Regions from separate parts of the Mus musculus genome. Here region 1 is linked to region 2. A link is a contact called in ENCODE Hi-C or POLR2A ChIA-PET data. All regions are on one chromosome and are shown on one strand. The core of a region is the stretch at or near the end of the contact, and the rest is flanking DNA. Distances in the headings are between cores, read along the strand shown.

Region 1 (3,965 bases), core at 447-2,946, 57 kb after region 2:
AGCTTGACCCCACAGACAAGGCTCACTGTGGTAGAGTTCTGTACTCACAAGTCCTATAGCAGGGTTTGGGGCAGGATGGGGGTGGAACCCTTCACCTAAGTCAAATTTACTAAAAGTTAAGATTTTTTTTCTTGGGCTGGAAAAATGGCTCAGCATTTGAGATCTACTGTCTGTTCTTGTAGAGGTCCTGAGTTCAACTCCCAGCAACCACATGGTGGCTCACAGCTATCTGTAATGAGATCTGATACCCTCTTCTGGCATACAGGTGTACATGCAGATAGAACACTCATACATAAAATAAATAAATAAATCTTTAAAAAAGAATTGTTCTTTCTTTAATTAATTAATTATTTACTATATGTGTTGCTGTCTTCAGACAGACCAGAAAAAGGCATCAGATCCCAGTACAGATAGATGGTTGTGAGCCACCATGTGGTTGTTGGGAATTGAACTCAGGACCTCTGGAAGAGCAGCCAGTGCTCTTAACCTCTGAGTTATCTCTCCAGCTTAAGAAAGAATTTTTTCTTTAAAATTAAAAAAAAAAGGAATTTTTTCCCCTCACAGTGCTGCAGACCAAACCCAGGTGTGTGTGCGTGCATGTTGGGCAAGTGCTCTGCCAGTGAGCTATGCCCTAGCCTAAGAGCTAACATGTTAGGGCATTTTCCTGGCAGCAGCATCTACAACAATGAGGAACCCTTTCTCCTCAGCAACCCGTCTAACTTTTCAGACAGGGAAAAATGAAGCAGAGAGTAAACTCACAAGTGAGAAAGTTAGGGTTTGGAGACAACTTGGGGTGTCTGTGATCTTGGGTGAGTCTAAAGCTCTGTTCTGGCTCCCATCGCCCACTGAAGCTCTGAACTCTACCGGTTATGTCTGACATTCTCCAGGAGTGTTGAAAGGAAAGGGAGGAAGATGGGGAAACTGGCGAGCACTTGTTGGTGTGCAGGTGTGATGACATCATCAGATGACATCATCTCCAACACTACAGAGTACCTGCCAGGCTCTAACACAGGCATCCAGGACAGCCCAAGCCTGGCACTCCGGGCACACATCTGAATCTGTAGGCACCCAGGTTTAAATGTCAACGGAACAGCTTGGCTCAGGATCCCTCCTTGCTCCAGAGGCCTGAGACCACGCAGGCTAAAGCACAGCCATCCCCACAGAGTAGATTAGGAAAAGAGGCCAGATCACTTACCCACTGTGGGCCCATCAGGTGCGTCCTTAAATTTCTTGGAGTCTTTCCATGGTGGAGCCTATAGGAGAGAGAAGGCAGGAACATTGCCCACAATGTTAGACTTCCCTTGATCCTATAGGCCTCAACCTCCTGCCACCTCGCCAAAGTACAGGATTTCCTCACAAAGTGTAGCCTTCCTTTCTCTTCTCATTGACTCCCCCACAAAAGTAGCCTGTGTCCTCACATCCACCAGCATGGGCTGCTACCTCCTTTGTTTGGATCTTCTGGGCTAGCTGTGCCTTCCCCCAACCCCCACCCCCACCACAAGTCTCTCAGTCACCTGAACTAGCAGGTGACAGGCAGAGGCTAAATCCGGAACAGGGACCCCTCACTGCCACTCTGGCTCAATCCCAGTGTCCACCGTCCTCACCGAAAGTGTCAGATCCAGACTCATCAGCAGAGACCCCAGGAACAACAGAGCCGTCATGGCGTCTGCCGATGGCCCCGCTGCCTGCCCAGGAGTGAGGATCAATAGATGCGGGCAAAGGTCTCAGAAGCTTCAGAGGTAGAGATTGGTCAAGCTTGCTCCTGGGTCTGAGGAGCAAGGGCTTCATGGGAGACCCAGCAGAACAGCGCTGTAGAAGTGTTTTGAGCAGGGAGTCACTGGTGGGAGTAGCGGACTGAAGAGTTAGGTTCCTGCCCTCCATTTTCCTGACTTTACTAGGATGGTGTTCCAGGTCCTGTTGAGGGTAAGGTAAGAATGATGGGACAAAACCTGCTTTCAGAATCTTACAGAATGCTTATGTGACCTTCCTTCATGCAGCTTCCTTCTGCTGTGTGACCAATTACCACACTCTGAGCACCCTAAAACAATGCCCCCCAAAACTACTTTTACGGATGCACAGACCCATGGGTAAACACTTGGTGCTGCATAGTTAGAGTTTCTGCCCAGATCATCAGAACGCTGAGGTTCAAGCTGAAGTCTCTGGAGCCTCTAAAGTGAGATCCCCCCCCAGGTCCTGGTCAGAACTCACTTCCATGTGGCTGCAGGACAGATGTCCCAGCTTCTTCTCAGCTGTCGACCACGGCTACGTGTGATTTCTACATTTCTGGCCACCTACTTCCTCTAACTTTAAAGCCAGTGTCAGGGCTGGAGGTGTCGCTCAGCAGGTATGGACTTTAGATCCAAAGGATCCAGGCTCTATTCCCATCTACCTACAGGAGGGCTCAGAGCTGTCTATAACTCCAATTCCAGGGGTTCTGATTGCCTCTTCTGGACTCTGCAGGTATCAGGCATGCACATGGTGCATGGGCATGCATGAGGGAAAACATTGTACATAGAATAAATAAATTAATTTTAAGAATTAAAAGCAATAAAACAGAGGGTGGAGCAGAGAATGTCCCTGCATTGAATTGCTTCACACTGTGTCTGCTTTGCCAGGAAACTTCTGGTCCCTTTTCAGGGCTCATCCGATTGGGTCAGGCCCATCAAGGATACTCCCACAGAGTGAGAGTCCATGGCGGTACATGATTTTACTGCCATGATGCAAAGGCAGGTAGGTCTGTATGAGTTCGAGGCCAGCCAGCTGTCTACACAGTGAGTTCTGGTTAGTCAGGGCTGTGTAGCCAGACTCAATATGGGCCCTTAATCACAGTTGCAAATTCTTTTCCTCTGGAGACACTATGTTTCTCAGGTTGACTTAATTGTGATTCTCCTGCCTGCTTCAGCCTCCCTAATTTCCTGTGCCACCATGGCCACCTACATCGGCAAATTCTCTTACAAAAGGACTGGGGATGTGGCTCCTCGGTGGAAGCATGAGACTCAGTGGCAGAATGCTCGCCTAGGATGCATGGCCTTGATTCCCGGTGCCTCAAGGAAATATTTTACAAAATAACCTCAATCACGGTCAACTTGGGTCACTGGGAGCAGGCAGAAATACACAGGGATGATGATCTCGCTGTCATCTCAGAATTGTACTCTTTCCAGAGTGAAGTGCTAAATCAAAGGGCATTGCCTTGTCTTACAGCTGAAGTGCTGGGCAGAAGGTGGGGAGCAGGACACTGTGGCTTTTTCTACCCAGCATTTATTTTGCTCAGTAGGAACCAACCCTCCCTCCCTCCCTCCCTCCCTCCCTCCCTCCCTCCCTCCCTCCCTTCCTCCCTCCCTCCCTCCCTTCCTCCCTCCCTCCCTCCCTCCCTCCTGGGCTTCCAGAGTTGCCAGTGGTACCTTCTTAGTTCAAGAGCCAGAGCATGGCATCTCTAGACTACAACTGAGAAATAAGCTTTCGTCTGCCTCCTGAATGCAGGGATTAAAGGCAAGTGCCACCAGCCCCAACCCCCACCCCCACCCCCTTACCCTCCCTTACTAGGGTCTGGGATTGTTAGTGGGCATCTACCACTGATCCGGGTTGGTGGGCATCTATCACTGGTCTGGGACAGTCTGAGAAGAAAAAGCCAAGCAACCAGGGAAGAGAGGGTGGGGAATCTTCATAGGTGATTTCATTTTATAGACAATAAAGGCAGACTATAACAGGTTCCTGGTGCTCCAGGAAGAGAGGAAGGCTGTGATCAGCTTTGCAAGGCCTTGCAAGACCGGAGGAACAACGGGACACTTATTCAACTTTTGGTTTCAAAAGGGACTTTTGGTGATTGCCACTAGGACGTGAAGACAGTGTTATGGGTCTGGGGTCATTCAGAGACTCGCCAGTCTGACCATTAATACATTCTAACAAAGAAGAGGCTTTTATTCAGATACTGGCTCCATCCAGGTCCGTATTTGCAAGTTGGGATT
Region 2 (3,610 bases), core at 347-2,846:
TCTCCAGCCCAGGAACAAACTTTTTCAAAGAATGCTTCCCTTTACACATATTGAAAGGCTAACCACTCATTTTATTAATATTCAGAAATGTTGGAGGTGGAGCCTTTGGTCGGAAAGTATATCACGCAGGAGAGGGACCGGATATGATGAGACAAGTGTCCTTTATAAAACAGGACAGGAGACAGTATGCTCCCTATCTCTCTGCTTTCTGACACGTGGGCACAGCAAAAAGATGGCCGTCTGCAAGCCATGACTCGTCAGAGCACAAGTGTGTCAGGGCTTGAGCCTGGACGTGCCACCTCCGGAATGGTGAGAACTGAGCGTCTGTTGTCCCGGCCACCCAGCACATGGCATTTTTTTTTCTTAATAATTTAAAAACTATTTTTATGTGTATGACCGTTTTGCCTGCCTGGGTGTCTGTATACCATCTGCATACCTGGTACCCTCAGAGGCCAGAAGAGGGCATCTGGTCCTCTGGAACTGAAGTCAGGAGCAGTTGTGAACTACCATGTGGTGACCAGGAATGGAACTCTGGAAGAGTAGCCAGTGCTCTTAACCACTGAGCCATCTCTACAGCCCGGTTTGTTTTCCTTTGTTTGTTTGTTTGTTGACCAGGTATCGTTATGTAGTCCTGGCTGATATGTAAATGAGGCTGGCCTTGCACTCAAAGAGCTCCACCTGCTTTTTGGAGTCTGAGCTAAGACAGTTCTGCACAGAGGTGGGCTTTCTACTGAGTATGGCTTACTTTACCTCTTTGGTATGGATATACCCAATCCATTCTCCTACCCTTCAGTGCATGTGTGCATACCCAGCCCCTGGGGTGTCTGACTATACATAGGCATGCCTATCATATGCACCCATCCAAGGCACTATACACTATCTATCTTATTTTGTTTACATTTAGATATAGATACAGACATAGTATAGATCCAGATTGAGTTTCCTGTAACTAAGTCTGACCTCAAACTGTTATTCCTGCCTCTGCCTCACAAGGGCTGGCATTACATACATGTGCTACCCTGCCCAGATTCGAGTGTGTATGCCTGAAGATTCAGGTGCCCTCGTGACACAGCATGCCCACATGCATGGTCACACAGGTGATGTGATTACCTCTTTGCTCACCTGGCTATCAGATGACAGCCTAGGGGCAGCAGTCTCCGCATGCAAACTGCCTGAGCTAGGGTTGCTAAGCATGCATAAGCCTGGGACATAGAAGGTAAATGAGTAGTGAACAATGCACTTTTGTGGATGCCTAGGACTCGGAACACATGCCCCATGTCCATGGAACCCCCCCCCAGACTGTCTGCTCCACAAGTGTCTAGTTGTATGAGCATGCACTTCAGCATGCTGACACATCCTTGGAGCCTTCAGATTGAACACTCCAGGTACCTCGCTGGGCAAAAGGAGGCTCCTGCTGGCTGTTGGTGCTTGCATGGTGTGCAACCGAGGGTGCGTTGGCGGCATGTGTGTGTGCATGAACGTGTGTGTGTGTGTGTGTGTGTGTGTGTGTGTGTGTGTGTATGAGAGTAGGAAGAGACATTCGCTCTCTTAGACCTTGCTTCTTTCTGTGGTTTGGTTTCTATAGAGACACTTCCTGTGGCAGAGAAAAGAGGTAGTGAGCTGGTGTTTCAGGATGTAAGGGCCCGGAGGAGCAGAGCTCTCTCTCTCCACTGCCTGCTTGCCACCCCAAGAGAGTGCTTCCGCGATCCTTGTGGTGGGTGGCCCCCCGTGGAGGGGACCTGTGATCAACGGCGGTATGCCAGGGAAGCCCAAGCACTTGGGTGTCCCCAACGGGCGCATGGTGAGTGTGGGCTCTGAGCCAGAGCCACAGGGAGGGGGGTGGGCACACCCAGGGTGGAGTCCAGGAGGCACACCCAGCAGGGTTGCAGAGGAGCAGGCTGGAGAAGTTGGGTACAGACAGCTGCTGGCATTGGGACCTGGTGCTGTCACCCTAGGACCCTTCCAGATGCCCTGCTAGGAGTCTGGTGCAACCCCAGGGATTAGTCCAGAACACAGCAGACTTAGGTCTCTGGTTCCACATGCAGGTTGGACTCGCTGCTCCCTCATCCGCTACTGGGATTACTGAAGTTGATTACAGAGTAGCCTGGAGATCCAGTGGTCACTTCTAAAACTTCTCAAGCCCTATGTCTCAGGCCCTCAGCCCTCCTCTCTTCATCTCACGCTCTAAGTGCCCAAGATAAGGTTTTAAGAGCAGCCCTTGCTGGATCACTGCATCAACCTGCTCCAGAGGCAGCCTGCCAGAACTAGTGTTCTTTGGGCAGCCCAGGACGGGTCAGTAAGGGCAGGACAGGAAGATCAGCTCTGTCTGGTCTATTCCTAGCTTCCAGGAAGGGTGTGTGTGTGTGTATGTGTGTGTGTGTGTGTGTGTGTGTGTGTGCGTGCAACTTAGTATAGGATGCCCTGGTTGCAGCCCTAACCCATTAGACCTTCTCCAGGCTGTTTAACTCCTGACTAGAGTTGTCTCCAAGTTTCTGGCTCTTCTTTCATTCACCAAATAGGACAGGCTGTGTTGAGCCTCCCTTTTCTCCTTAGGGACCTGGCTCACCTAGCAGGATCACTCCAGGGGGACCAAACAGTGTCCTGGTAACCTCTATCTTAAGGCCCCAGCCTAGAACCATGGGATAAAGCCAGTGGGTCCAGAATAACCTGGGATCCAGAGAGAGAGACCTGGGATCCAGTTCTAGCTCTGCTGTCTTTTCCCAAGAAAGATCCTGTCCTGTTTCGTCATCAGTAAAATGAAATAGAAACTGATCAATGTCCTGTTTGCTGAGTGCCATAATGAATATGAGACACTTGAGCATTGTAAAGGCTACGGAAGGGTTATCCTGATAACCCCTGTACTTTCATCCCCTCTTTAAGAATCTTCTATCTCATTAAACAGTTCCCACCTCTGCCTTCCAGTTCCCAAGGTTAGTTCTCATGTTTTGTCGGGAAGCCCTTTGCTGACGCCCCATGCTGTTTGGGTGGAAGGGAGACCAATTCCAAAAGTTGGCTCAGCCCCCACCCTACTTCCTCTACCACCAACCCAACTTAGAAAGTCTGTGGAGAGCCCATCCCCCTGCACCCACGCTGGGTGGGCATGGCACTTGGCTTGCTCCTCTCTAGGTGACTTGGCCACAGGGCCAAGGAGAAATAGCCCAGGCCCTCCCCGCAAAGAATAGCTGGATTGATGCTTCTGGGACAGAACCCAGAACCACACACCAGCTGAGAGGGCTGGAGATAGACCCAGCTTGTCCTTCCTGTGTCAGCTGGTGGCTTCTCTATCCAAGTCATTCAGAATAAAGAGGACAGTACAAGCTGAGTCCTGCCAAGCCCACAGCTGCCCTAGATCCTCTCGGCAATTGTCCCATATGTTTATTTCTGTCCTGTTTGGATCCGTTTTGAATCCTCTGTATGACCCCTGAAACCTCATGGTTCACAGATGTCCACTTGCTGGACAATGGGCAGCTTTGTGAGGCCATACTTGGCTGGGGCAGAGATGGGAAGACAGGCATTGGCAACGATGGTGTAGATGTGAACGAAGAGGGGCCTGTGGGCAAGGTGTCCGGCTGTTATCTCACGGGGGAGGCTTGGAGGAGCAAAACCAATA

Evidence for each region. A loop is a pair of places that touch in the nucleus more often than their neighbours do. ChIA-PET counts read pairs that join two places held with the same protein, here RNA polymerase II (POLR2A).
Region 1: a map of Patski shows a loop between it and region 2 (2.2-fold over the local background). The contact joins the promoter of F12 here to the promoter of Rgs14 in region 2. A Hi-C loop is called at or near these places in 1 of 37 maps with a recorded cell type or tissue (Patski). POLR2A ChIA-PET finds 5 or more read pairs at or near these places in 1 of 5 experiments (Patski).

What each region holds. Positions count from the first base shown.
Region 1 is chr13:55,425,108-55,429,072 of GRCm38, forward strand. It overlaps F12 (coagulation factor XII (Hageman factor)), which reads right to left and starts at 1,697. Exons shown (of 14, transcript NM_021489.3): 1 at 1,605-1,697; 2 at 1,196-1,253. The coding sequence starts at 1,661.
Region 2 is chr13:55,368,136-55,371,745 of GRCm38, forward strand. Rgs14 (regulator of G-protein signaling 14) reads left to right here and starts at 1,597. Exons shown (of 15, transcript NM_016758.3): 1 at 1,597-1,801. The coding sequence starts at 1,757.